Regions from separate parts of the Homo sapiens genome. Here region 2 is linked to region 1. Evidence: read pairs that join two places in POLR2A ChIA-PET (ENCODE). Cell type or tissue: K562. All regions are shown on one strand. Links, peaks and the distances in the headings refer to the core of each region. The heading gives the core; the rest is flanking DNA. Region 1 overlaps SAMD4A (sterile alpha motif domain containing 4A). Region 2 has its middle 9.5 kb from the start of GMFB.

The links. ChIA-PET counts read pairs that join two places held together with the same protein. Peaks named below come from ENCODE experiments on the same cell type or tissue, not always from the same donor. Only the 100,000 strongest peaks of a DNase experiment are listed, where the experiment ranks them.
Region 2: POLR2A ChIA-PET joins it to region 1 with 5 read pairs; 4 of 35 experiments call an interaction of 5 or more read pairs at or near these places.

Annotation. Positions count from the first base shown.
Region 1 is chr14:54,709,008-54,724,429 of GRCh38, forward strand. The region is part of intron 3 of SAMD4A (sterile alpha motif domain containing 4A); the gene reads left to right. Among named protein-coding and RNA genes, the nearest start is that of SAMD4A-AS1, 29 kb to the left of the region's middle. RefSeq lists a silencer at 581-630. In K562, for the core only: a CTCF peak has its summit at 6,458; a DNase peak (open chromatin) is centred at 6,409.
Region 2 is chr14:54,490,779-54,506,200 of GRCh38, forward strand. No RefSeq gene overlaps it. Among named protein-coding and RNA genes, the nearest start is that of GMFB, 9.5 kb to the left of the region's middle. In K562, for the core only: no CTCF peak of the experiment used is centred there; a DNase peak (open chromatin) is centred at 6,633.

The DNA.
Region 1 (15,422 bases), core at 2,692-10,691:
AGTGGCTCACTGTAATCCCAGCACTTTGGGAGACCCAGGCAGGCAGATCGCATAAGCTCAGGAGTTCCAGACCAGCCTGGGCAACGTGGTGAAACCACATCTCTATAAAAAATACAAAAATTAGCCGGGTGTGGTGGTGTGTGTCTATAGTCCCATCTACTCAGGAAGCTGAGGAGGGAGGATCACTTGAGCCTGGGAGGTAGAGGTTGCAGTGACCCGAGATCACACCACTGCACTTCAGTCTGGGTGACAGAATAAGCCTCTGTCTCAAAAACAAACAAACAAACAAACAAAAAACAGAAGAAAAGAAAAAAATAGGTGCTATAGTTACACAGAGTTTTGAAGGACAGGATTAGAATAAGGATGAGTAGGAGCCAAAACCTAAGTCCTAATCTAATGAGAATCTACGTATTTTCATTCATCGAGAGGCAAGAGTATCTTTTATTGGTTGCAGAGGTTAAGTCAAGTGACATCTCAAGGACCTTTTCTACCATGAGATAAGGGAAGAGTGGGTTGGGATAGGTTGAAAAATCTGTTATGCAGCCTTTTGGATGACATCAGAGCACTTCAAAAGAAAGAGAAGAATGTATTTTTTTAGCACCTTGTTCTAGTAAGGCCACTCAAGGGTATGCTGACTAAGAACAAGAATGTGTGTGTTCTTCACCACGAGCCTGTAGGACCAGACAGGATCAAGGTATTGGCTGTGACAAACCTTACACAAGGCTTGGTCAACTTTGTTTCACCCATCAAGAGCAATTAATTCCAAATATAGGCAGATAGAACCCGGATTAGCATCTCTAGGTTTGCTTCCTGTCTAAGGTCTGTTATAGAAGAAAAGTAAACCATTCAGGCAAAGAATAAGTATTTCCTGGCTTTCTTAAGAGCCTACAGAATTCCCCTGTGTGGTTGTCAGTGCTACCTCAGTTGCCCCAAACTGCCTTTCTGACCCTTGTCTGTTCTTCCCTGGTGGACCTGGACCTGGAAGAAATCTCTGTGCTACAGCTACAAATGAAACTTGTTTTTATTCAAATAATTGCAACACTTGACTTTTCTTTGCATTATTGACATTTGGATTTGAAAGCATGCTGGCCTTTGTTAGCCCAACATGAGGTAAGAACTCAGAAACTTTGGATACCTAAATTATGCCAAAATGCTCCATTTAATCTGTCCACTTCTACAGATTCATGGCACATTGTGGAATCTTAGTATTTATTTTATTAATCTTGATTTTTTTCTGATGATAAAAATGATGTGTTTGGTACCATAGAAGATAAAAAGTAAATTAACAATGATAGCACACACCTACATAGTGTTTACTATATATTGGGTACTGTTTAAAACCCTTTACATAAATATTAACTCATTGAATCCTCATAACCTCATGATGGTGGGTATTATTGTTATCCCCATTTAACAGCTAAGGGAACTGGAGCACAGAAAGGTTAGGTAATGTGACCAACATCACAGACCTACTAAGTAGTTCAGCTGGGATGTGAACCTAGGCAGTGAGGCCCCTGGAAATCGATGTTATTACTTGCCTCTCCCTCCTAATCCTATCCTCAGAATTTGAATGAGTAGCTAGTAGACTCTTGCTTTTCTCTGACCCTGGATTTGGCCCCATACAGACCCTCCAGCTTCCGTGGTCTCCACAGCCCACAGGTATGAGACCCTGCCTGAATTGCCCCATCTCTGTGACTCTCTGAAGCAGGGAGCAGTCTTTGCACCGATCCACACAACTCGGTGTCAGCTCTTAGCATTTTGTGTCAGTTTTTGGTCGCCATGTTCACCTATCCTTCCCGACTGTGAGCTCCTTGGGGATAGGGGTTGTATCTTCTTTATCCGTATTTCCCAGCACCTGGGATAATGTGTGGCTCAAAAAGTCACAGAAATTTTGGAAATGTCAAATTCCTGGCACAGATTCAGCTGCAGTGGCAGAGCACCTTGTTGGACGATGGCCGTCTCTTGCTAAGCCCAGATGTGGCCTCTGAATCATCCTCAATATGCCCCTCTAGGCAACCACTATAATTCAATAAGAGATGGCATGTGAGCTGAAGCTTGTCTGCCCACCCTGCCATAAATGTTTGCTGAACAGTAGGGACTTAATAAATTCCTGAGCTCACTAGGCACATGTTCATGAAAATAATGAATTTCCAAAATAAACAAGAAAATGTCCCTAGGAATTCACTAAATATTTGGTGATAATATTGATCATTTAGCCTTCTGTCATAATCACCTTAGTGACATTTATTGTTACTCTTGCTCCTTTTTGACTTATTTGACCAAATCAGTTTCAATACTAACAGACTTTTAAAAACATACCTTGATTATAGAGATAGTTACATGAATTTATACATGTGATGAACTGCCATAGTTACAAATGTATACCCAAAAAAACTAGTGATCGTAAAAACAGCTGAGATCTGAATAAGGCCTGTAGTCTAGTTAGTTGTATTGCATTAATGTCAAGCTTCTGATTTTGATAATGCACTATTGATACGTAAGATGTCACCTTGGGGGAAGCTGGGTGATGGGTACATGAGACGTCTCTGGGTAGTATTTCTGCAATTTCTTGTAAATCTATAATTACGTCAAAATTAAAAGTTAAAAAACAAAAATTACTTGGGATATTCAGTGCCTGGATTTTGGAGGGGTTCGGGGGAGGACATTGGTTTGGTCCTTGTTCTTGGTCTTCCTGAGGGGTAGAGGAAGTCCTTGCATTTATGGAAAGGATGGCTGCTAGGCCTCATAGAGCCAACATCTGAAACTAAACAACTTCTGCAAGCAAAGTGGAGGACGAGTAGGAGTGAATCTCAGGGAAAGTGGCTCCCTTAGGAGCCCCTGATCTGCTACGGGAAAAAAACCTCCATTTCTCTCAGCCCCTAATGCGGCAAGAGTCAGCGATTTCAAAGGTACTTGTTTTGCTCATGAAGTCCTTCCTCTTCCTTTTGCCCTTCACCTTTTTTCACAAGGCCACAAACCGCTTCAAGTGCATTTCAGTCAGCCTGTGAGAACCATCAGAACACAGATATTCAAGAGAGGGAGAGACACCAGGCAGCTCAGCTCTAGATGGGTCTGGCAAGGAAAGAGGCCTTTGCAAATGGCCTCTTGGAACCTAAAAAGGAAGGGTGAAGCCTGGGGACCCTGATTCTATCTTGCAGGCTGCAGGTCATCCCCACCCAAAGCCTTTGGAGCCACTGTTGTAGTCTGGAGTTCCTTTGAAATCTTTCATGGAATTATTTTGCCTTTTACCAGCAGACTTTCTTTCTCGGTGGAAAATTTCTTCCTCCCAAAAATCTAGCCAACCTGGCATGTAACTGAAAAATTCCATTATTTCCTTAACCCCTCATTTGCTCTTCAAAGAGGTAACTAATGAAAGAGTTGGTTTGCTTTCTTTGAGAAGCATTTATAACAGCTGGCATGGTATATTTTTAGCTTTAGCTTCCTTCCCCTTTGGGGGAAACTTTTTTTAGTATGGCACTGGCCTTCCTAATACATACTACATTGTAAACATGACTCAGTGATATCTCAGAGGACTCGATGTTGCCACCGGCTGATCCTTCTCCTGTTTCCAAGAGTCCAGGGTTTTTACCGGACTGTGTTTTTCCTCATCATGCCTAGTGTCTGTTTTCCAAGGCTTGGGGAGGAATGATCAGAAAAATGCTGTAGTGGGCGAGAAGCCTGCTAGTTGATCATGTGTTGGAGATCCCTCTGCCTGGAAAAAGCCAGAGACCTCCATGGGCTGCATGCACCTTGGGTCATGAGGCTGTGCTCTCCATCCCCCATCCAGGAAGATTTTTTTAGACTTCAGTGACAGTGAGGGTTATTAAACACTAGATGAGCTACAGAGGAAGACAGTTGTGTTCTCATTCCCCACCAGACTTTAAAAATAGGATGGATTCTGGCTGGAATAAATGGCTTAAGTTGGACTAGCCTGGAAGAGGGGAGGAGGAAAGGGGAGATGAACAGGATGGCTTCTGTAAGACCCTTTTTGAGCCCTGTAGTCTTATGATTTCTGTTATTTCACAAGATTTAGAGTCATAGACTAACTATAGCTGTTCTACAAACAGACAGGAAAACTTTTAAATTTGCATTTACTGATTTTTTTTTCTTTTAAGATTTCCCGAGTAAACTCAGGCTACACTAAAGAAAGATGTCTCATGACTGTAGCTTACACATATCTTTGATATCTTTAATTTCAAAAAATTAAACCTTTGAATTTCACGGTCTTAGGTACCGAGGTGAGGGTAAATGTTAGTGCCATCAACTATTGTCAATCTAGGGTATATTTTCTAACTGTTAAACACTAAATCTCATTCCGGCCATCTCCCATCCCCACCCCAGCTCTCAACATTCTATTAGGTAAAATACATTCTCAGGAAATCTCAGGTATCAGTCAGTTAAGAGCAGGGTGTGGAGATGAGGAAGCCAGGTGAGCAGGGGGCTCCAAAATCTGGAAAATGCTATAAAGGATTTTTGTGGGTTGGAGGAAGGCTAAAACTCCCAACATACTCCAGGGTAGTCATTCCTTGCTAAAACTTTGGACCATTTCCACAGACAAATTCCATGGCTAGAGCTAGACAGTGAAGCCAATGGGAGCACAGGGTTTGCTTTAGAGATTTGTTTCACAGCCAGCCTTTCTGAGATGCATCCTTTTGGAAAAGCCCAGCAAAACCCATATGGAGCTAAAAGATTTATAATGGATTACTTTATGCTTTAGTCTTCTGCTTTGCACAGTAAGACATTGCTATATAAAGGGAATTAATTATAAGGCTGTGAATAGTGTTTGAGAGATTCAAGTTGGTACATAAACAATGAGGCAGTCTTGATTAAGAACAACTTTGAAGTCAGACAAGTTGGTTTTAAAGTCCAGTTTTTCCAATAACTAGAGGTATAGTTATGGACAAGTTACTTGACCTCTAAGCCTCCTTTCCTCATCTATAAAATGAGAATAAATTTCAGTAGAAGGCTTCTTCATTGACTTGATCCAGATAGGTAGTTGATGCATTCATTGTACTAGCTGTTTAAAGAAGGGAATCATAACAAATAAGACTTTAAATGTATAATTTTATCTTAAAACATAAATATCTATATCCATTTTCAGCCTTTCGTATAGCATGATAGCCTTTTCTCTAAGAAGAGGGTACCTGACAGGTTGCTCTATGTCTTTCCTGCATAAATCATACCCTTAATACGTTACTGTCTTTGATTTCTTTAAAATGGAGCAGGAATTTAAAGGCATTTGCAAAAACATCAGAGCATAGACTCTCTAGATTCTAGTTTTTCTTTTTACAATTTAGCTTATAGTTTTCTCACTCACACTGAATTCAACAGTAGATTTTTAAGCAAAAATAATGAATATTTCTAAAGCATTTAAGTTTTTTTGCAGTTAACTTTATAACTTGTGTGTCATTGTTTCTGTGATGTGTTTTAAAATTACATATTTACAGTAAGTACAACTGGCATAAACAGGCTTGGGAACAACCTGTTTGACCCTTGGTACACCTACAAGTCAGCTGGTGGGAGCAGAAGGGCACAAGTAAATTACAGTGCTAGGGGAGTCAGTAAGCCATGAGCATCAGTAAGTAGTTTAAAGGGAATGGAGAGTAGTGGTTGGTCCAGAAAGTTGGTTAAGTGAAGATGAGTTAAGAGAGCATTTAAGGGTGGTTGTGAGGATTAAATGAGAAATGTGTGTAAAGCACTTGCCAGTAGGATAGCCCTTATTGTTGTCGTTATTACTGCTGGTAATAGTAAGGGTGCTTCTTCCACAAGCCCAGCCTCTGCAGTAAACTATGATGGAATAGGATCTCTGGGGAAGCCCTATGACAAAGCTATCCCATTATGCTAAATTGAAATCAAGATACTTTGAATCAGTTCTACAAAGAGCCAGCCTTCCACAAATACCATTATTCCCTTAAGGATTGTTCTAGTGATATATATTACTAAATACTTTAAAGTGGACCAGATTTTAAAATAATAAAGAGTAAGGTAAAATTGTGTTGATGTTGCTTCTTTGGGATCCATTATGAATAGGAATAGTTTTTTAAATTAGTAATAATTATAAGAATATTATTCACACTTTTAAAAATTATCCTTAAGTAACAGAATAGGATTTAATAGGAACAAATGAGGCTCTGTACACACATTCAGGCCAGGGAAGTGTGACCAGTCCCAAGAGGGCAGAGTATTTGAAAGAAAAAAAAAATTGCCATAGTGAATTCACTTCCAACTCAGAGTGTGATCTTAAACTCACGGGGATTCTCACTTCTTTATGAAAGTTTGGGGTTGGATGACCCCTAAGGCTCCTTCTTAGCACTTTTATTCTTTGCTTCCAAAGTAGAATCTTCAACTCAGAGAGTGCTGCTGATGAGTCGATAGTACTCATTTTGGGCTGGGTGGGGGAGGAGAGTGAAATGTCTAGGAGAAGTGGGATGTGACAAAGCCAGGAAGAGAGCCTCCTGCTGTATTCAGCATTAACTACATACTACGTGAAAAATCTAATACGGTTTTGGTCCCCCTAATTTTAAAAAAGAATGTGAAAAAATCAGTAACTGCTACCTGGAGTGTGAAGGGAAGTCTGGTGGACAGGGTGGGGGAATTATTTATCATCCTGCTCTTTGAAGTAAGCACCATATTAATGTCATGTATTACCTATTAAAAATATATAAAATGAGAAATACATGAGGATATTAGTGAAGAAAGAGGGGAAAAAGAAGATAGCCTAAAATAAAAAGCAAAATGATTCAGCCTGGAATAATAATGCTAAATAAGGGGTGATCTGATAATTTAGAAACGTATTAGAGTTTATTAATAGGAAACACAGTATCATGAGTTCCTTAGTCTCTGCCATATAGAAAGAAAAGAAAATTGGCAAAAATAATACTGGTTTAAGGTCATGGTGATGATGAAACTTCAGGAGCATGCTACAGTTATAAATGTGGATTCTAAAGAAAAAAAAATCAGAGGATCACCAAGTTCTGTTGCTTGGCACCTGAATCACAGGCCACTTGAAAGCCATTCTTGCTTGATGATTGTGGTTTCATCAAGACAGATTCTTTTGGAAGAAAAGTGGACTATTCGAAGGCTCTTTGTTTTAAGAGATCTGATAAATATTTAGCATGTTACTGGTCTTATTCAAGTACCAATAAGTCAAATATTTTCACAGTGGAAGCAGGGACACTCAGCTTTTGCCCTGTCTCAAAAACTACCCATTTTCGGTTAAAAAACAAACAACTTTTGCTATACCCAAGTCAAAACAAAGTCAGACATGTATTCCTCAGCTCCAGGTTCTTGAGAGGCCTCGATCGATAGGTAGAGCACCCAACACTGTCCTACAGAGCCTAGAAATTAAACTTTCTCAGAAGACAAGGGCTGACGAGAGGGTACATAGTATTAAGAAATTGAATATACTCTCTGTATCTCTTGTTAGTACCCAGGTGAAACATAGGAGACAAAACACATATTACAGAGGTGTCTCATTTTACACAGTGGGTATATTTCCAAAAAGTTGTTGAAGCAACCTTTTTTTAAATCAAATTATTTTCCCATTGAGTAAAACTATGATTCAGGATATGAATTTTCTTAGTTGCTCGTTAGTCTTCATTTGCCGGAACTCTTAAATGGGGGTAAGGTCCTCAGTTCCTGAGGGTCTCTAACAAAGTGAATATAAAGTATTGAAAACAAATACTGAAAAGATTTCTGTAGATGATTTTTTTGGCAATGTGTCTAACAGTCTTCTCTGATTGTATGTTGGGATTATTTAAGTATTAAGTATTCATGTTTTTTTCTTCTTCTCTGATTGTATGTTTGGATTATTTAAGTGGCTTGTGTTGTTTTTAACAAGTCACATTTATATGAAGTTGCGGGGCAGGGCAGGTGGCAGCTACAATGCCCCTCTCAGTGGTGCTTCTAAATGCAGAGGATGTAGGCTTCCCAGATACATCAGGAGTTAGAGAACTTGCTGAGGAGAGACATTGACATGATGATTTGGCCAGAATATTGCCCTGGGTCTGCATCCAATGCATGTGTTGGGAGAATGCTCAAGACTGCAGCATGCTTGCAAAGTTGGGAGAATTTGGGTGTAGTCATGAGGCCTTAGGGAGCTACATTGTGAGAAAGGGTGTTGTTCACATATGTTCATCATTATTCAAGAAATTATTTTGGCAATGGCCCACACCTGTCATCCCAACATTTTGGGAGGCCGAGCGGGGAGGATTGCCTGAGTGCAGGAGTTCAAGACCAGCCTGGGCAACATAGCTAGACCCCTATCTCTACAAAAAAATAAAAAATTAGCCAGGTGTGATGGCTTACACCTGTGGTCCCAGCTCCTTGGGAGGCTGAGGCAGAAGGATCGCTTGAGCCCAGGAATTTGAGCTGCAGTGAGCTATGATTGCACCACTGCACTCCAGCCTGGACTACAGAGCAAGACCCTGTCTCAAAAAAAAAAAAAAAAGAAAGAAATTTTTTTCATGCCTATGATGTTGTTATTCATTCTGCTAGATTTAGCAGCATAATGTTAATACCCCAACACAATGTTACATCCAAGTATTAATCTAAAAGTCCATAATGACATCTCTGGGTAAAAATGACCACATTTATAGATTTGTTTACTTTTGGCAATGTAGCTCTAAATTCACCTGGAATCTCAAAATATTGTGGCTAAAGTTCAAAGTCTGAGAGTCCTTGATGCCCAAGAGTGTCTCTACTTTGGGTATGAGACTGACAACGTGATTGAGGCTAGGCAGTCCCTGAAAGTGGATCTGAACTACAGATCCTAAATTCAAGGTAAGCATCTTTGCAGACCTCGCTGTTGTTCAGGAATGAGTATTGTCAATACTCAGAAAAAGGAGATGTCTTGCAAGCAAATATGTTGCTTGAAGGTTTTTTTTTTTTTTTTTGCTCAATCTATGAGATTTGTGAAAGAGAATTTAAAGCTGTGTATGGTCACAGTTCTTTCCCAATTTTCTGTTGGTGATTCTCTCTTTTTCTTGCTAGAGACAGCTGCATAATTTTTATTTGCTTCTAGAGCTATTCTCTTGCTCCTCTTCCCCCAGCCACTCAATCTATATGCAATTCAGAGACCAGGCTAATTATGGGGTGCTAGAGAAGCAGTTGCCCAGAGAAAAGCTCTTTAAGCACTCAACTGGGATAGAGCTGGGGTCACACTCGTGACCATCTCTCCATTCACGTCTGCATGTCTGCGTGTGAGCTGCCTTCCACTCTTTTGCAGTTGCATAAACAAACTTTTTAGAAAGGTCAACACAAGGAATGAATGCTTTTTCTTAAAGAACAGAGCAAGGAAAGATTTCATGTTTACTTCTTGAGGCTTCACTACTGGAAGAATAGCCACAAAGTGGCCAAGAAAGAAAGGATATGTTCCTCTCCTTAACCAGGGCTTTGTGTTTTTGGCTGCCCCAGCAATGGCTTAGGAGCAAGAAGCTTTATACACTCAAGAGCTGTACTCTCAAAATAGTGTGACTCTTAGTAAAAGGCCTGCTGAAACTCTTTGACCCAGATTGCTTTTGCCTGCAGGCTAGTTTTTTTGGGTTTTTTGTTGTTGTTGTTGTTGTTGTTTTTTCTAACTCCACTACATCATATTGGGTAAATGGTTTACTTCCAGAGATGTTAACCCTGTGAGACCATTCTGCCACCCTAAATGACACAGACTGAGAGAAACGAAGCATGTCCTGGAGAGTTCCCTTAAGAATCCTGACTTTGGGCCAGGCACAGTAGCTTACGCCTGTAATCCCAGCACTTTGGGAGGCCAAGGCAGGCAGATCACCTGAGTTCAGGGGTTTGAGACCAGCCTGGCCAACATGGTGAAACCCCATCTGTACTAAAACTACAAAAATCAGCTGGGCGTGTGGCGGGCACCTGTAATCCCAGCTACTTGGAAGGCTGAAGCAGGAGAATCGCTTGAACCCAGGAGGCAGAGGTTGCAGTAAGCTGAGATCATACCATTGCACTCTAGCCTGGGTGACAGAGCGAAACTCCATCTCAAAAAAAAAAAAAGAAAAAAAAGAATCCTGACTTTGGGAAAGAAGGGTTCAAAGGAACGCCTTTCCCCATTCCCCTTCCTTCTTGTAGAACAGCCAGCTTAGACTCAGCCTTTTGGAATCCTCCAGACTGACAAGGATTTGAATGGGGCTTTGGCTGGGCTATCAGAACTCTAGAGGAAAGGCAACCTGCTTGACACCCAGATTTATCTTCAACTTAAAGAACCCCACTGCCAAGTCTACACAATTGTGTAGACCCCACTGCCAAGTCTAAAATGGGTCCATGACGGTCATGAGGGTCCCATTGGGAATCACAGCCCTAAGCCCGTGACAGAGTAGACTTGAAGGCTTCCTTTGGTGCTGGAGAAGTTTGCTTTTCTTCAAGTCCTATCATTCAAAGTTGAGTCTGACTTTCCCAAATTGTTCCAGCTCTGATCCACAACTCCCAAATCTAGCAATGGAGGCGGCCTGGTTTCTAGGATTGAAGGGAGAATTAGGACAAATGACCCCTTATTTCTCAACATTCCCTTCTTTGTGACACACTGTTTCATTCCAGAACATGTGTTCATGGCACAGATCTGGCAGGGTTGCTAGTATACTGAATGGCAGAATCAAAGTCCAGAACGGTCTTGGGCAATATCAAGCTGTGGTTCAGAGCACACATGGTGGCGTGAGACTGACCTGGGTTTGAGTCCCAGTTCCACTGATTACTACCTGTGTGACCTTGGAGAAATAGCTTAACCTCTCTTGGCCTTGATTTCATCAACTTAAAAAGGAGTACTAAGTGCCACCCATAAGCGGTTGTGAAAGTCCTCTCTGGGTTTACATACAGTCTTTTTCTTGAAGACATCCTTCTATTCTCCTACTCCCATCTGTGTTAGTTACCCTCAGTCTAGCTTTCCTAGTCTAAAATATTTGCTTCTGCAGCTCTAGAAAATTTTCTTGAATTTTCAAAATAATTTCCTCTCATTAATTTTCTTCCTCGCTCTTTAAAGAATTTCAGATTAGATAATAGCTCCTCTCTATTGATCTTCTAATCTCCTTAATGTTTCTTCTCCTATTTTGTTTTACTTTTAATCTTTCTGTTCTACTCACCAGGTGATTCATATAACTTGATCTTTCAAACATACTATGTAATTTTAGATCTCTGCTATCATATTTTCAAATTCCGAGAGTTCTTTTTTGTCTTTTTAAGGTTCCTTTTTGTATTGCATTCTGTTCTTGTTTCATAGCTGCCAAATCTTTTCTAATGTCTCTGAAGATATCACATTTGATTTTTGGAGTTCTCTTCTGCTCCCAATATTGCCTGTGTTTCTTGGAGTTTTTTCTCTTCTGTTTGTGTTGGACTCTGTCTCAAATAAGAAGCATTCCTCAGTTATCTGTTGATTCTTACTTTCCTTTTATTTAAGAGGAAGGGACCTAGAACCTTATGTGTGTAGATTTCACCACAGAGAGATCAGATAGGAACCTAACCTGGCTGTTTTTGTGGGACTCACATATATCACCATCTGCAATTCTTTTCTCATGGACTAGCCCATTACCATTAAAGAAACCCATTACCAGCCTCCTCCTGAGGGATATAAGCCTTACTGCGAGGGTCCTAGGGCCTGTTAGGAGTAAGGTGCTAAGATGACAGTTGCCTTGCTGAGCAGGGTAGAAGGGAGAATCTGAGGATCTCTCTGTACCTTAAACATAAATTCTAACAAACCTATTTTTTTTTCTGCACGTGAAACCCAATGCAAAAACAGGTTGTCTATGAATGGCTTAGCACCAGGTTCCCCAAACCACCAATTTCCAGCCCCTCCCTGCACCCCTGCCTTCAGAGGTACCTGCTCTCCAAGTCCTGAGCTTCATGGAAGTTCTACCACATAAATTGCCATGTTTTCCCTTGCTATGGGCACACACACCACCTTTCTCAGGTCTTCTGAGCCAGTTCCCTCATGTCCTTCTGTCTTCCAGCTTACAACAGTTTGTTGACTTCAAGTGGTCTGCTGATAACCTTTTCATTTCCTGTCATCTTCTCTCCTGCATTCTTTGTCCTCGTGAGTTTGTGCCTTTGCTGTCATTTTTGTGAGTTTTCAGAAGGAACAGAGATAACATTCGCATAAATTGGCAGTCTATTTTAATTGTCTACTTGTTTATTATCTATCTCCCCCACTAGAATATAAATTCTAAGAGGTCAGGAACCTGGTCTTGTTCACCATAGCATTCCATTGTCTAAAACTCTGGCTGGCATATTGTAGATGTTCAATAAATGCTTGTTGAATGAATAAATGAGTGAATGTGCACATCAATGAATGGCATGTATTTAGATCTCTTTGTGTAGTCCCTACGCCCCAATAAATAGTAACTATCTTATCCACAATTATTTCAATTTTGAGGGTTAGATAATGAAACCAAACTTTATGCTACTTAGAGCCATTGATTTTAAGTGGGGATAAATCTGTCTCTCTTAAATAGAAATCTTTAATGGGGAGTGTCTGAAATGCTTTTACCTCTCAAGAGCTTCCTCTTCAAGCTCTTACTTTTCTTGATAGTAATCTTCCCACCATAACTCTCATTATCAATAGGATGTTGCCTATTTCTAATAGTTAAAATGAGGGCTGCATTTGGAAGGTAAGGGGCTGCCTGAAGATCACGTTGCCACATGGAAGAAGACTAGAACTAGAGCTCAGTTCTTCTCATTGGCAATGGTACCTTTAGCCTGTCACTTTCCTTCTCTCGGTTTCCATTGTCTTATCCAGAAACTAGGCTGGAGAGAATGGAAAGATTAATTAAATGATCCCTGAAGTTTTTTTGAGGCTCTAAAATAAGAGATTCTGCTGTTCTGCTTAGTTCTAAAGTGCCAGCAAATAATAAATAACTATCTCTAGGGCCTAGGTCTTAGAAATAGTGACATCCTTGTGAAAATGCCCAGTCTTTTTAAATGACAAATTGGACACTGTATTATAGCATTTTGTAGATAAATGATGGCTTCTAGCAGTCTACATATAAATATCCCATTTGTAAACCTCTGCATAAATATATTTTCATAATAAAAATCACAGAAATAAATACAACCTAAACTGATTAAAAAGATTAAGTATTAATGGTGAAATAAGTCTTTCATGGCGACTTCAGCTTTGGCTGAAGAAGATGTTGCTTTTTCCAGTCCATAAACAATACTTCACATCAATGGTGGCAGTCCCTCTGACCAGTTAGGCAAAAATGAGAAGGTCCCATAATATGTCTCAGGTGGTGGACAGCTAATATGAGAAGGATAGGTATTCAGAGTGCCCAGACCTGGAAAATCCCAGCCCAGAGTGAAGATGTGACAGCTTTGGTTCTGGAACAACCCCACTGGCATACAGTTGTTTATTTGATGTCCTACTTCCTGCTGTGTTTATGCTGTTCAAGCTGTTGTACAAATCTATAGGCCTCAACATTTGGGTCCTGCAATGCATAGCTCTGGTGTTAAATGAGGAATTATCTACTTTAGATCACAGACTTTATTTTTTTACCCTTCTTTGTCAAAAAGATACTGATACGAAAACTAATGACCATTGATATGCTGTGACGGATGAAGACCAAAAACATTAGGGTTCTAAGTCTTAGCGTCAACATCAACTTTGTTAAGTGACCTTGGGCAATTGCCAGATCTCTCTAGGTCTTTGATTCCTTAACTGATAAAATAGCAAGGGGAGTGGATTAGATGATATTCATCTAATCATGTATTTAATGTTTCTTCCTGTTTTAAAGTTCTGGGATTTTGAGTTAACTCGGGGGTAAATACATGAGGGAGACAAATTGCAGTGTTACCTATACCTTCCAGTCTTCTGAAAGTAATGTTCTTGGAGGAAGAGATCAAGAAATGTAGCACCATCATTTAAATTCCCTCAGGACGAACTCTATTGGACACATAAACAATAGCAACAACTTCTACTTTCAATAAAATGTCGGCATTGCTCTCTGCCAATTACCTTGACAGCCTGACTCAAGAATGAAAAGCTCTATACCAACCCCATCTGGTACCTTGTGAGTCAGTGTTCATTTCTGGGAGAACCATTCTTGAAGCACAGCTTTTCGTTCAGAGAGACATTATGGTTATCTTATATTTTTAAATAGAAAAAAAAAAAACCCATCTAGGTGTTTCTCTTAGGTCTGCTGCTCCTCCAGCATTTAATTTGAATTTGAAAGATTCTGGTTTGATTTTTTGTGTAGATGCTTGCCTACCCTGCCCTCAGAACACCCACAGAACAGCAGAACCGTAAGCTTTGTGCACCATTTGGGGAAAGCCCAAATGAAAAAGAGATGCTTTCCATGTGGTTGGGCAGGTGATTTCTAATTTAGTTATAGGGAATCTTTATGCTACTCAGAGCCATGAATTGTAAATGATTGCATGGAATAGCCAACTTGCAGACAGGGAAACAATATGTTTACCACAGAAGCAAGAATAGTTTTTTTGACTTTCATATAGATCCCCTGATACTGTCCCTCTAAAATGGAGGATTCAGAGAGGCATCTTGGTCCTGGTGCATTACCACCTCCTCAAAAACTTTCATTAGTCCTAGAAATACTGTGGCAAATTAATTGAAATTGAAATGACCTAAAATTTTTACATCCTTCAGCAATTCTTCACCTTCATGGAAAGTGTTACTTAGAATATTAACACTGCCTTGCGGCTTCTAGCTTCTGCGTGTTTCTGAATGATAGAAGGTGATGGCTTAATAAATGATAGAAAATACTGTTTGCATCTGTGCAGCCTTGTTTTTTATGAATGCTCTTTTTGGCATCAGTATCCCTAGCGACTAATACAGTACCTATGCAGAGAGATGCTCACTGTTCATTACATGAGTGAATAAATGAGGTTAGCTTAACTCTCTGGGAAGTTAACAATTAGCATTTTTTCATTTCATAAAGCATCTTCCCATACATCATTTTAGTTGGCCTTCATTGTCATCCTTCCTAGTGCTTAGCATATGCCCAACACCAGGCAGATGCTCAGCAAATATTGGATGGATGGATGGATGGAAGGAAGGAAGGAAGGAAGGAAGGAAGGAAGGAAGGAAGGAATAATGCAGGACGCATCTATTCATAGGACCCCCACAGCAACCCCGGTAGGTAGGTGGAATAAGGTATTACCATTATTGTAACTATTTTCCAGATGAGCATACTGAGGCCCTGAAAAGCTAGTGGACTTGTTCAGGATTTTGAATATCGATTGTTCAGAGTCAGGGTCAGTAGCTAAGCCCAGAGTTCTTTCTGCCATGAGAAGCAACACGGTGTCAGGCTAAGAACACAGGCTTGCAAGTGAGAGAACCTTGGATTTTGAACTCTGGCTCTTTCCACTGCTCAGCTGTCTGAGCTTTGACAAGTCAGCTATCCTCTGCACCTCAGCTTGCTATCTGTGAAATGGGGGTGGGAAGAGGGTAATGGTAGAATCTGCTTCAG
Region 2 (15,422 bases), core at 2,498-10,497, 220 kb before region 1:
TTTTAAAAGCCAAATAGCACCCAGTGATAACTAATAAAATGCTTAAGCTCAGTTTAATAATGATTGTAGGAAGAGATTAGATGCCATTTGGAATCTAAGTGAATAGTCTCCTGTTGTCTGAAATATAAGGCAACAGACTTTTAATAAGAGGCATTTCTATGGAAACAGAAGAAAAACAAACGTTAATGGTTGGTATAATCTATCCAGATGTTAGACTCAAAGCATCTTTAGTTACAGAGGAGGAAGGCAGTGGCAATGTGACATGTTCTTCTTGCTTGTATCACAAGAAATAAGCTTCAGCTTGCAGGGCCTCAGAAAAAAAGGTAGTAGGAATTCTATTGAGTATAAGTCAGAAAAATGGGAGAAAAATTTGAAAACATTATTTTGGAGACTTGTAGCCCAGAAAGGTTTTAAGATCAAATCCAAATTGTAGAAAATAATATTTTATTTTTATTTATTTTTTGAGACAGAGTCTCACTCTGTCGCCCAGACTGGAGTGCAGTGGCTTGATCTCAGTTCACTGCAGCCTCCACTTCCCATGTTCAAGCGACTCTCATGCCTCAGCCTCCCAAGTAGCTGGGACTACAGGTGTATGCCACCATACCTGTCTAATTTTTTTTGTATTTTTAGTAGAGAAGGGGTTTCACCATGTTGGCCAGGTTGATCTTGAACTCCTGACCTTAGTGATCTGCCCACCTCAGCCTCCCAAAGTGCTGGGATTAGACGCATGAGCCACCACACCCAGCAGAAAATAATATTTTAAAAATACTCAAACACAACAGACAAGACTAGAGTCTACCAGCAGGTGTATTATAATATTTCTCTCTCCAGTCTCTCATTTTTATCAGAGACGAATCAAGGTAGGACCAATTTGTAAAATAAGTTTTAGTTTTATTATACTTGGCCTTATTATGTGTATAAAGTGCAGCAAGAATAATTATCTTTTAAATTGGCTTTGTTGGAACTTTTTCCATAAGGAATCTCAGATGAGACTTTTTAAAGCCTTGAGCAGGCTGGGCTGCAAATACCTGTATAAACTGGGTGAATTCCTCTCCTCTGGACATCCCAGGATAACTTGGAGCTTCTGGGCCTGTTAGAAAGTGACATTCTTGGATGAGTGCAGTGGCTCACACTTGTAATCCCAGCACTTTGGGAGGCCAAGGCGGGCAGATCACTTGAGCCCAGGAATTCGAGACCAGCATGGGCAACATGGTGAAACCCTGTCTCTACAAAAATTACAAAAAAATAGTGGGGCATGGTGGTGTGCACCTGTGGTCCCAGATACTCAGGAGGCTGAAGTGGGAGAATTGCATAAGCCTGGGAGGTGGAGGTTGCAGTGACTGGGTGACAGAGTAAGACCCTGTCTCAAAATAAATAAATATAATAAAAAATAAAAAGAAAGTGACATTCTGTACATACCACAGATTGGGAACTCTGTATAGGGACTGCATAGACTATGAGGCCAGTTTTCCTAAAGGACTCTTATGGGCTCTATAAGTCAACTTTGATTCCCTAGTCTATTTATATTTGAAAGCATGTCATTTCAGTGAAAGCCTTGGTAAAATAACCAGTGTTTCCAATTGTGTTCTGTTATCAAAGAAACAGATTCTTATTGCAATTATGCAAATAATTATGCAAATAACTGTATTGCCATAAGTTAAGAATACTCAGGAATAGTTTCCAAATTCTGGAGAAGTCAGATAGAAAGAAATATGCTCGGGCGTGGTGGCAGGCACCCATAGTCCCAGCTACTGGGGAGGCTGAGGCAGGAGAATGGTGTGAACCTGGGAGGTGGGGCTTGCAGTGAGCAGAGATTGTGCCACTGCACTCCAGCCTGGGTGACAGAGCGATACTCCATCTCAAAAAAAAAAAAAAAAAAAGAAATATGCTTCAATTTTTGTTCACAGGATTATACCTTACTCAATTGTTAAAAGCCGTAAAAAGCTCAAAAGAAAAAAAAAGTTTTCTTGACTCCAAAAATCAAAAGGATCAGCAACAGTTCAAGCAAAAAGTCATAAAATGATTGTTTTAATCTTTTATTAGTTCAGTCCACGTAATTAACTTCTGCTCTTGATATTTGACACCTTAGCTCTCCAAGAGAGCCCTGGAAGTTTTTCCCTCTATTCTAATGACCCACTCTCCAAAGTGATCAGAGAACTATATTTAAGAGTATCCAGTCTTATAGCTGATTATAAACTGCCTTTTGAAAAGGATCAAAACAAAATAACAGACCAAGTGAGGTGGCTCAAGCCTGTAGTTCCAGCACTTTGGGAGGCCAAGACCAGAAGAAAGAATTCGACTGAGGGGCAGAGACAGAAGTAGAAACCGAGGCAAGTTTCAGAGCAGGAGTGAAATTTTATTAAAAAGCTTTAGAACAGTGAGGAAAGAAAAGAAAAGAAGGTAGGTACAACTTGGAAGAAGGCCAAGCAGTGTTCAACCTTGATCCTAGGGCCTTTACAGGCTGGCTCCTTTCCCACGATTCTTCCCTTAGGGTGGGCTGCCTACACCCACAGTGTCCCCCTTACCCCTGGGAAGTGCGCACACACGGTTTGCTTAGGATGTTGTGTACATGCCCATCTGAGGCTTTCTTCCCTTTTCCGGGGGAGTCCCCCCTCCTCCCAAAGTAATACTCTTAACATTTTGTCTCTTTTTTTTTTTTTTTTTTTGAGATGGAGTCTGGCTCTGTCGCCAGGCAGAAGTGCAGTGGCGCCATCTCAGGTCACTGCAACCTCCGACTGCCTGGTTCAAATGATTCTTCTGCCTCAGCCTCCCGAGTAGCTGGGATTACAGGCGTGAGCTACCGTGCCTGGCCGCCATTCTGTCTCTTAATGGGCGTGCCTAGGAAGTTGTTTCTCCCTGGCACCCGCATTCGGTTAACACTTTAGTGGAACAGGTGGGGACCATTAGGAAATAGTCTCTCCCTGGCATCAGCTCCCAATTTATCACTTTTAAGAGGCAATGTGATAATTGTCAAACCATCACTCCAAGTTCCTAGTGGGTGGGGGAGAGCCCTCTCCTGCCCCACCCATGCCTGTCTAACTACCTGTAGCGAGAGGAGTTCATGACTTTAAACATCTAGTAAAGACAGTATCATGACTTTAAAGCATCTAGTAAAGACAGTATCTGACCTGCCTAATTTAGATCAAATACCTAAATTTTGAAGATGTTTTATTAATAATTTGTAAAACTGTACCAAAGATTACTAAAATAATGTGGACTAAAATCCATTAAAGCTTTTTTTTGACCAAATATTTTATTTAAGCACTGAATTTTCTTCAAGCCAATTGATGAGAGCTCTTTTATATAAACATTACACACACTGCATATAAGCACAGACACAGACAGGCAGAAGCAGGTCTGGTAGGGTTATACATTTTTCATTTGCCAGGTAAGTTTTTCTTTCCCATTTTAGACTATCAGTGTCTTGATTACCTGTTTTCTGCCTTAAACAGTTGTCAGCTAGGCAACTCTAAATTTGCATTTTTCAAAAGACAACTCAGGTAAACAAGATACAGAATTCACATTTTACTCAAACCAAGAAAAAATGGCCTGACTAAAAGTTAAGATGGCCAGGAAAAGCAGACATTCTTACACATCAAGATTTCCTTAAAGATGTAAATTTTTAAAGTTGGATTACTGGATTTAGAGTGGAGCCTTTTAAGGAACAGGGCCCAGAAAGCATGCAGTTTCTAAGACCTAATAGGTCTTAGACCTATTAGGGCACAGATGAAAGGCAGAACAGAACCCCAGAAGCCAAGGAGCTCATTTTTATACCAAATTTTAGGTTCTCAAAAAGAAGAAACCACTACAGGATGCGACAGTGTAATGCTTTCACAATGTATTTCATTGTTTTTTGTTTTGTTTTGTTTTGTTTTGTTTGTTTGTTTGTTTTGAGACAAAATCTCCCTCTGTTGCCCAGGCTGGAGTGCAGCGGCGCAGTCTTGGCTCACTGCAACCTCCACCTCCCAGGTTCAAGTGGTTCTCCTGCCTCAGCCTCCCTAGTAACTGGGATTACAGGCTCATGCCACCATGCTCGGCTAATTTTTTTGTATTTTTAGTAGAGGCGGGGTTTCACCATGTTGGCTAGGCTGGTCAACTCCTGACCTCAAGTGATCCGCCCACCTCGGCCTCCCAAAGTGTTGGGATTACAGGCCTGAGCCACCGTGCCCGGCCCACAGTGTATTTCATTGTAAGGACATTTTCTGAAGCTGCTGGATAACCAAATGCCTATCAGCGAGCTCTGTAATCAGCCCATCTCACATTTCATACTTTCCAGGTGCACAAGAGCCTGTTTTTCTCATCTAAATGTGCAAAGAAAGGAGTATTACCTTGTAATAATAACTGTTCACTGTAAGCAACTGTCATTAGCCATCCCTAAAAGTGTATTTCCTACCTAGCTATTACATACAAAAGCTAAAAGTTTTCTCACAAAGCAAAATAATTTTTGATGTCCCCAAAAGTAAAACAGGTCAGGTAACACAATGCAAAACAGAGCAAAGCCTTCGATTTTAAAAGGAAACTGTCTGCTTACAATTCTTGGGGTTCCACGAGGACAACAAAATTTTCTCCCAAAACAGGGTCGGTGGCACCTCCCATGTTTCTCCCAAGAAGTCCCAGGCTGTCAGAAATTACCTTAGGTCATCTCTTGTGGACGTACAGGGTGGCAAGAAGACAGAAGTAAATGGAGAAATGATTCAGTCAACTGAGAAGGAAAAAAACACTTTTTTTCCCCCAAAAAACAAGACCTAAGAAGAGAAAAAAGCCTAAAAGCCTTATAAAATTAGTTGACTTTTAACCATAGAACTCTTAAAAACAAAACAAAACAAAAAACTTGGCTAGATGTGGTGGCTGATGCCTGTAATCCCAGCACTTTGGGAAGCCCAGGCGGGCAGATCACTTGAGCCCAGGAGTTGGAGACCAGCCTGGCCAACATGGTAACACCCTGTCTCTACTAAAAATACAAAAATTAGCTGGACATGGTGGCATGCACCTTTAGTCCCAGCTACTTAGGAAAATGAGGCAGAAGAATCACTTGAACCTTGGAGGCTTAGGTTGCAGTGAGCCGAGATCATGCCATTGCACTCCGGCCTGGGTGACAGAGTGAGACTCTGTCTCAAAAAAAAAAAAAAAAAAAGCCAGAGGTGTCAGCTGTTTGTCCCAGATAACAAAAGATTTTAAAATATAAGTATACTTTTTGAGAAGGAGTCTCTCACTCTGTTGCCCAGGCTGGAGTGCAGTGGCGTGATCTTGGTTCACTGCAATCTCTGCCTCCTGGGCTCAAGCGATTCTCCTGCCTCAGTTTCTGAGTAGCTGGGATTATAGGTGCACGTCACCACGCCCAGCTAAGTTTTTGTATTTTTGTAGAGATGGGGTTTCGCCATGTTGGTCAGGCTGGTCTGGAACTCCTGGCCTCAAGTGATCCACCCACCTCGGCCTCCCAAAGTGCTGGGATTACAGGCATGAGCCACCATGCCCGGTCACCTCTGTCTTTTAAACCTTTCATATATATGTATATGTCCCCCACCCCCTACTCCCCCTTCTCCAGTCCCTGCAAAGGTATTTTCCCTAGTGAAACCAATAAGCCTTAACTAAAGCTATGACTTAACCACGAGTGTATGAGGTGTCTTCAAAGAGATGTCAAGTGGTTTTTACATGATTTAGAATCTCCCCAAAGGTAGCTTAGAGAAAGGAAAATTCAAGACAGAAAGTCAGAAGTTGTTTATGGAGGGGAAAAGAATCAATAAATAGCAAAGATCACACAAATAACAAACCAGAAAAGATTAATTCCCTGGGAATATGAACCCAGGCAGCCCCTAGTGAAGGGGGAAAGCCCTAGCTACTGAGCTAACGCATGGGGTTGTTACCATGCTCTTCTCTGAAGGAGACTAGAGCAGTCATTTTCAAGCCTACACAGGATTTTAACTGCTTGACACAATTTTTTTTTTTTTTTTTTTTTTTTTTTTTGGGAGAGAGTCTTGCTCTGTCCCCCAGGCTAGAGTCCAGTGGTGCGATCTTGGCTCACTGCAAGCTCCGCCTCCTGGGTTCACGCCATTTTCGCCTCAGCCTCAGCCTCCCAAGTAGTTGGGACTACAGGCGCCCGCCACCACGCCCAGCTAATATTTTTGTATTTTTTAGTAGAGACGGGGTTTCACCGTGTTAGTCAGGATGGTCTCAATCTCCTGACCTCATGATCCGTCCCCCTCGGCCTTCCAAAGTGCTAGGATTACAGGCACAAGCCACCACGCCTGGCCACTGCTTGACATGATTTTTAAGGCTAATCATGACATTATTATACATTCTTCTTTTAATTTAAATCTTTTTGAAAAATTGTTAAGAATACGCGATCTCTAAAGTTCTTTTTCTCTTAATGGTGTACTCAGTTCTGATAGACACTCAATTCAAAAGCCTTTTAGAGCCCAGATGGTAATCTTTCAGGTTTTGTTTTTTTTTTTTTTTTAACTATATAAGCTAAAGGTATTTCTAGAGAGATGGTAAAGGAGGCATCTTCATGGTCCCCAAGAATTAACTCTCAGAAATGAGCTTAAAATAGCAAAAGATGACAAAAGCCCCATAGGGATGGGACATCTTAAGACAAAACTCACCCCAGGCCTTGACACCTTCGGACCAAGAGTGTGCTGACTCATCTCAACCTCCTGGTCCTTTCAGACTGGCCTCCTGATATGAACCTGATAATTCCTGCCCTCTGGATGGAAGAGACCACGAGAGAGTATCCCCATATGGTAACAAGGTCATGCTCCTAAGGACATAAAACAAGATGAGAGGGAAACCTCATCCACTTTTTGTTCAGGGATCCACAGCAAAGTTTGTAACTAACCAGTTTGCCAGGCTGCTGAAAGCAGCAGGCTTTTATAAGTCCTAAGCCTGCGTTCTATCCTGTGGTATGCTTCTCCTTGATAGAATTACATAGAAAGACAAATTCACAGCTCAAAGTACACCAGATTCACTACAATCTAAAACTTGTCACACAAATCCCTGTTCCCATTAATTAAAACCTTGCAGAGGAGACAAACAATGATTTTCACTATTCACTTAACTGGTTTGCACAGAGAGAGGGAGGCCAGAAGCCTGGCTAGTAAGTAATCCTTACCCTTTTACAGGCATGCCAGAGGTTTGGGTTATCTTTCTCTGAATGGCTCAGGTGACCCTGCTCTCTGTGCCATACCTGTGGGGGCCAAGATGCCTACAAAAGAAAATCATCTTTTCTGTTTTATGGAACCATAGGCGAAAGCCTCTCAAATTTAAATTTATGAAGTTAAGTTTACTTATCTCTATAGTTGCAGGTTAACCATTTGAACTCTGAACTTTTCCTGTTATGCAGAGAACCAATACTGGCAGTCGCACCCAGGCATCCCTGGTGCCTTCCTGAAGACTAGATGGGCGTCCCCAGCACTGTGTCTCAGGCAGTCTCCCCAAACCGACAGGACTATACATTTGTACAGACAGAAACTCTAAAAGATTACAGGCCTAGGGAAGTGACATAATGAGGGGTTTCAAATAGTTACAGGATCAAAGTTCAGGGTGCCAGAGAGGGAGAGAGGAAAAGAGAGAGAGAGAATTTTTTTCTTGGGATTTGAGCCAACAACAACTTAGGCCAGGGAGGGATGTGACCTGTCCCAATGCCGGCTGAGTTAATCAGACCTGGATAGTCAACTGTTTTCATCCTTCCTGCATGGGTGGCTATTCAGGTGACCCAGACCAGTAAACTAGGGAGGCTGTTTCAACCCGTCCCTCATAGATGTCTATTCAAGCAACCCAAACCAGTAAGGATTAGGAGAGGAGAGGCAAAGCGCCCTGAGTGACAGAAAAGATAGGAAGAGGAAAGGAGACAGAGGGAGGAAAGGGAAGGGAGAAAGGCATCGTCTGTGTGGGGAAGGTGAGGAGTTCCAGGAGGCTGGAGAAAGACTCACCCATTGCGGTGACACTGAATCAAAACTTCAGGCAGCTGCTTGTCAGCCATAAAGGGATCTTTTCCAGCAGTCCCGTCACCTCACAAGTCACCCTCTCAGATAGAGAAAGGCTCTCCACGTCCTGTGATCTTGGATGAGTCCCCAAAGAATATGTTACTGACCACGAGTTTTGGGGCTCTCAATGCAGTAGGAATTGACATGAGGCCAAAATAGTTTCCCCAGACAAGGCTTCATTGGAGTTTATGTCCAGGCATAATGGAGGCAGCACGAGACAGACAGAGAATTCCCTGACTCAACCTCTGAAAAGAGCTGGTGGGGCTTTTTTATTAGGCAATATTAAATACATTTATATAGCCTATCTCCAATTAATTTGCCTTTTGTCAGTTGATTTTTCAGCAAAACTTCAGAGGGCAAAGGGGAAGTTTCCTCTTGGCTCAAACACCCTTTTCCTTCTGTTTTTGTTTTTTTTTTAATGTTTTCCAGGCCAGGCACGGTGGCTCACACCTGTAATCCCAGCACTTTGGGAGGCCGAGGCAGGCGGATCACGAGGTCAGGAGATCAAGACCATCCTGGCTAACACGGTGAAACCCCATCTCTACTAAAAATACAAAAAATTAGCCAGGCGCAGTGGCAGGTGCCTGTAGTCTCCGCTACTGTGGAGACTAAGGCAGGAAAATGGCATGAACCCGGGAGGCGGAGCTTGCAGTGAGCCGAGATTGCGCCACTGCACTCCAGCCTGGGGGACAGAGCAAGACTCCGTCTCAAAAAAAAAACAGAAGTTTTCCAAACAGTATAAGCTATAAAATGGCTGGTCTCATACAGACCCAAAACAGGCTGCAGAGACTGATGTATTCACAATGAGGCCAAATTGATGAAAATGTGATTTAGTATATGAGAGGAGTGAAATGAATATAGACTATTTGCACTCAGTCTATAGAATATATTTAATCAGAAAAACATATTTTTATTTACAATGAGGTTTGGGAATGCCATTCTGGCTTGGGTTATTGTAGGGTAAGGAGCAAGTTCCAGAATGTTTTCCAGCACTTTTCTGCCATGGAAATAGCCCTAGCTCACCTCTGTAACAAACACAAGAATCCATCAGTATTAAGCCATGTCGAGTTCACCAAAATGTGCTTTATCTCACGAAAAGATTTGACGTAAGACAAGATCAGGGTAGAAAGAAAAGGAGTATTCTAATTAAAAACTGGGGAAAGATCAGAATTAGATTAATCATTTCCGGCTTGAACTTTTCTAAGTTCTTCATTCTCTGAATTAGCAGCCTTGCTGGTATGTTTGTATTGTCAACCTAAAATAATGTAAAAGATCAGGATCCAGTTAAGAGTTTATTCGAGTGCAAGGTATGAGGGTAACAGACTGTCCATGGGCACACAGACACCGAAGAATGGTGAGTAGTTCTCCTATGTGGGGAAAGTGAAGATTGTTTGCCTAGGCAAAAATTGACATGCTGAACAGAATTATAACATGTTCCATAAAAAGGGTAACATACAGACATAAGATTTGATTGGCTACTACTGATTACTCTCTAAAGGGGTTCCTTCACATTCTATTGGAAAGAGGTAAAAATCACAAAGGTGTCTATCTCCAACGTCATTTAGTCTAGGTTTGAATGAAGAATAGGGATTCTGGTCAATGTATAACAACTCAACACAAAGGTCAGGAAGCAACAGTCACGCACTAAAGAAGAAAAACAGCTGTGTTATGTGACTCAGTTTCCAGGGCTGAGCTTTTCTTTTTGGCATAATAAATTTGGAAAGTCCTGAAATTTTATTTTCTTTTCACAATTTTCTTTACATATTCCCACACATTCATTAGTTCAACAAATAGTTTTTTTGTTTTGTTTTGTTTTGCTTTGTTTTGTTTTTGTTTTGTTTTGAGACAAGGTCTGGCTTTGTTGCCCAGGCTGGAGTGCAGTGGCGTGATCTCAGCTCACTGCAACCTTCGCCTCCTAGACTCAAGTGATCCTCCCACCTCAGCCTCCTGAGTAGCTGAGATTATAGGCATATGCCACCACTCCCAGCTAATTTTTTTGTATTTTTAGTAGAGACAGGGTTTCACCATGTTGCTCAGGCTGGTCTCGAACTTGTGAGCCCAAGTGATCCACCTGCCTTGGCCTCCCAAAGTGCTGGGATTGCAGGCATGAGCCACCGTGCCCAGCCAACAAATAGTTTTTGAGGGCCTATTATGTATCCTTCCTGGATGCTAAGGTCCAAAGCCCTTTTCTCCTGGAAGTAACATTCTAGTGGAAATGAGGAAGTGACAGACAAGAGCGTAGTAAGCAATATTGTATGTTAGAAGGTGATTAGTGCTATGGGAGAAAAAATAGGAAAAGGGAGGTTGGGAGTGCAAAGAAGGAGGGATTTGCTATTTTAAATAGGATAGTTGTAGTCCTCACCAGGAAGGTCATGTCTGAGCAAATATTTGAAACTGAGAATAAAAAAGGGGGGACTGGGTGCGATGGCTCATGCCTGTAATCCCAGCACTTAGGGAGGCCAAGGCAGCAGGATCCCTTGAGTCCAGGTGTTTGAGATCAGCCTGGGCAACATTGTTAGACTCTGTCTCTACAAAAAAAACGAACAAAATTATCTCAGCATGGTGGTGTGTGGCTGTAGTTCCAGCTACTCAGAAGGCTGAGGTGGGAGGACTGCTTGACCCCAGGAGGTCGAGGCTGCTTGCAGTAAGCCAAGACTGTGCCACTGCACTCCAGCCTGAGTGACAGAGAAAGACCATGTCTCGAAAAAAAAAAAAAAAAAAAAGAGAGAGAGAGAGATTTTGAAACTGTGGGAATTAGCCATGTGGATATCTGGAGGAACATCCTATGCAGAGGGAACTGCACTGCCAAGGCCATAAGACAGAAGCGTGTATGTTGTTTTAGGGAACAAGAAGATAGTCAAATGACTGGAGCAGAATGAGCTGGGGGTGAGTTGTAGGAGGACATGAGGTCATATTGGGATTGGAGGGCTGGATCACGTAGAGCCTCCTTAAGTGATCACAAGGACTTTGTCCACCCTAGGGTTATGGGGATGGCTGAACACACCCCACCTGACACTGGACAGGTGAGATCAACAGCAGTTTATTGGTCTTATATACTTCCAGCAAAGGGGAAGAGGACACAGCATGGCCCAAGGGTGCTGCACTTGGGAACGGAATGAACAATCAGGAGCTGTGGAACCAGGCTTTGTAGTGAGTGGGATACTCAAGAGGGTGGGATACTCCAAAGGAGTTCAGGGAATGCCACCCCCAAATATGATGCTTTGGTATGCAGATTACTTTGAACTGAGGACACGTGGGGAACAAGAGTTGCAGGCAGAGGCTTTCTCGAAGCATCCTCCAATCTGCCTGAAGATGAATCCTCCAAAAGGAATTCGATTGTCAAGAATCCCCTTTCTGGGAATCTTATTAACCATATCAACCAGGGAAGATGAACTTGGATTGCAGTGGAGGAGACTAGAGGTTGACCCATGCCCAGACAGACTATCACCTATGTTTTTGAAGGCTGCTTTAAGACAACTTTTTTTACCCAAGGGACTTTTTATCTGTATAACAAGACAACATTTATTCAGCAAAATTTCCTCTCCTCGCTTTTCCATAACTTATATCATTATCACCCCTCAGAAGCCCCGAGTCACTGTTCCTTTCTGTAGCTCAGGATGCTATATAAGCTTCAATCATCTGACTCTTCTTCGAGTCTCATATTTTGTGGGATTCTCATGCGTACATCCATTATTAATTATGGCTTTTCTCTTGTTAATCTGTTGCATGTCAATTTAATTTGAGGCCAGCCAAAGAACCTAGAAGGGTAAAGGGAAGCTATTTTTCCCTCCTCTACAGCTCTTTGGTTCCTGCAGTAGGAAGTGATGGGCTTGTTTAAATAATCCTGTGGGCTGGCAGGGAACTGAAACCCACTACTCAGGGATAAGCAGACACCGTGCCTGGTACTCCTGATAAGGAGGGCTGTTTGGCTAGGGGACTTTATCCATGGGAGCGGAGTGGAGAAAGGAACTTGAGGTTAAGCCTTTCCCAATTTCACCAGATGTCAAGACAGCACATAATATTAGATCCTAACTTCAGGGCTTGCACCACAGGAAGTCAAAACTTGTAGAATGACTAGAATGACACCCAAATTTTCTAGTTCTTTTTTTTCTCCTTTACTGTCTGACTCTGACCTAAGCAGGCTGAATCAAAGAAGCTGACTCAGAAAGCAAAGTAGAGACTTTGAAAACTGAGCTGCCCTTCTGTATCTTGATTGTGATTACAGTTACATGACCTCTATACATCTGTGAAAACTCATAGATCTGTACACTAAACATGGTGAACATTACTGTATATAAATAAAAAATTAAATTAAATTTTAAATAAGTTTTTTTCTTTCTTTTTTTCTTTTTTTTTTTTTTTTTTAGACGGAGTCTTGCTCTGTCACCCAGGCTGGAGTGCAGTGATGCGATCTCAGTTCACTGCAACCTCTACCTCCCGGGTTCAAATGATTCTCCTGCCTCAGCCTGCTGAGTAGCTGGGATCACAGGCACACACCACCATTCCCGGATAATTTTTGTATTTTTAGTAGAGACGGGGTTTCACCATATTGTCCTGGCTGGTCTCGAACTCCTGACCTCGTGATCTGCCCACCTCGGCCTCCCAAAGGGCTGTGATTACAGGCATGAGCCACTATGCCCGGCCTTAAATAAGTATTTTTTAAAAAGAAAAAGACTAGACTGTGGAGAGCAGAGACAGAAGAAGGACACTATTCAGGAGGCTACTGTGGTAACCCCGGAAAAGACATGGCCTGGACCAAGGTGGAAACAGTGATTTGGTGCGAAGTGCCCAGGGCCAATAGAATTTTCTGTACCAGGGTTTCTCAACCTCAGCAATATTGACATTGGATAATTGGATACATTTTTTGTTGTGAGTAGGCTGCACTGTGCATTGTAGGATGTTTAGCAGCATTCCTGGCCTCTACCCACTAGAGGCCAGTAGCAACTTCCTAGTTGTGACAAACAAAAATGTCTCCAGACATTGCCAAATGTTGAAGTGGTAGGGAGGAACACTCCGAGTTGAGAATCACTGTTCTAGATGAATGTCCTAAGCTTTGGGCCACAGACTAAATACCACATTAATCATCAGTGTCAGCTCAGTTGGAGCAGGCTTCAGGTAGCCTCCTACCACTTAGTATGTACAGACAACAGAAGCCCAGCATCTGAAACCATGAGAGTTTCAGGAACTTGGAAGTTCAATGGGCTATAAAGAGTTAAGCTGTTAGGTTCTGCCAAACTACTATAAGATTTTTCACAATTCCTGTTATCTATGATGTCATATCAAAATTGCACATTCAGTTCCATTTGCCAGTTTCTCATGTTTGAAACTCAAATTTAGGACCCTTATTATTTATATTCCTACCTATTTATATTTCCAAATTGAGATCTGACCTTCTGACCTTCCAGGAAAGAATGTGGACTATAGAAAGACAATATGAATGAAAGGGTTGGCAGCTCCAAGGCAAATAACATAAGGGAGATTATAACTTTCAAAAACATGTTAATATTTTTGCATTTCTTGGCCAGGCTCGGTGGCTCACACCTTTAATCCCAGCACTTTGGGAGGCCAAGGCGAATGGATCACCTGAGGTCAGGAGTTTGAGACCAGCCTGGCCAACATGGTGAAACTCCACCTCAACTAAAAATACAAAAATTAGCTGAACGTGGTAGCTTGCACCTGTAGTCCCAGCTACTTGGGAGGCTGAGGAAGGAGAATCGCTTGAACCTGGGAGGCGGAGGTTGTGGTGAGCCAAGATCATACCACTGCACTCCAGCCTGGGTGACAGAGTGAGACTCCGTCTCAAAATATATATATATATTTTTTGCATTTCTCTTATGGGACCTTCTCCTTGGTCAGTCAGAAGCATCTATCAGCATCAAAGGATAAATAGAACTGTGATGTCAGAAATTAAAAAGAAAAAGCTAGGCTGGGTGCGGTGGTTCGTGACTGTAATCCCAGCACTTTGGGAGACCGGGGCGGGCAGATCACAAGGTTAGGAGATCGAGACCAGCCTGGTCAATATGGTGAAACCCCGTCTCCACTAAAAATACAAAAATTATCTGGATGTGGTGGTGGGCACCTGTAATCCCAGCTACTTGGGAGGCTGAGGGAGGAGAATCACTTGAACCCAGGAGGCAGAGGTTGCAGTGAGCTGAGATCATGCCACTGCACTCCAGCCTGGGCGACAGAGCAAGACTCTGTCTCAAAAAAAAAAAAAAAAAAAAAAGCAGCTTTTGACTTCTAAAATAAGATGTTTGAATCTCAAGAAACACAGTCATCTTGAAAAAGCCTGACACTACCAAGAAATAAAGGCTTTATAAACTTTTAAAGTTCAGTTAACATTTCAAAATCAAGACCTTGGCAACAGTAAGAGTGGTATTTAATGTATGCCATACGGCAGGGAAAGTGAGGCTATGACATAAGGAAAGTACCTGCCAAGTAGGAGGGTAGGAAAGTCTTCTGCTTGTGATCTGCTGGAGTGTGGAGAGGAGAAAGGGCTAGAGCAGGTGCAGCATCATATCCACCCGTTCTGGCTTCCGCCTTGTTCCGTGAAAAGGCCATAAAAAGCTGAAGGAGCAGAGAAACCAAAGAAGGAGGCAGACAAATCCAGTTTGTTGGTTTTATGTGATTTATTAGGGAAACTTACAGACAGAAATGTTGTCTTGGGCAGCCGCAAGACAATTAGATCTTCGCACTACAACACCCCAGACCCAGGGCTTATATCTTGGGAAAAGAGCATATGTGCTCTGGAAGGAATGTGTAGGTGGCTATGGGTGTCAGAGGAGAGCCTATGATTTCTGTAACAACAAGGGTTGTTTTGGAGGAAACTTAAAATGAATAGATGTTCCTGTTAGAGAAACCCCTGCTTTTCAGGCCTCTGGTTTAATAATGCATGAACAGAGGGACTCCATCTTGAGTGAGTAACTAAGCACTCACAAGGCTTATAAGGTTAATACTTCTGGTCGAAAATAGTCACATCTCAAGCTGACCACCACTTATAAATGCAGAGTATTTATAACCATACAGAGCATCTCCCACCAAGCCTTCAGAATGCCCAGATGTCCTAAGAGTGCAGCCCACTTTGCTTAAAGATACCATTAACTAAGAGGCTTGGGTTGAAGGATTGATTAATGGTCACCTGTAACACCAATAGCCCCTACCTTTAGTGAGCACATCTGCATGTTCCAAGTTTAATATTGCTCCTTTTAGTTTCTTATAAGTATAGAGGCACTAAAAAAGAATGGAATGTTCCTTCTCCTGCTGAAGACTCCTACTTTGTAACAGAGTAGTTTCCAATAAACTTGCTTATTTCACTGTTCTCTCTGACTCGCCTCAAAATCTTTCCTACACGAGATCCAAGAACCTGCTCTTAGGGTCTGCATCGGGACCATCTTTTCCAGCGATGTTTCTACATAAAGAGTAAGTAATCCCAGCACTTTG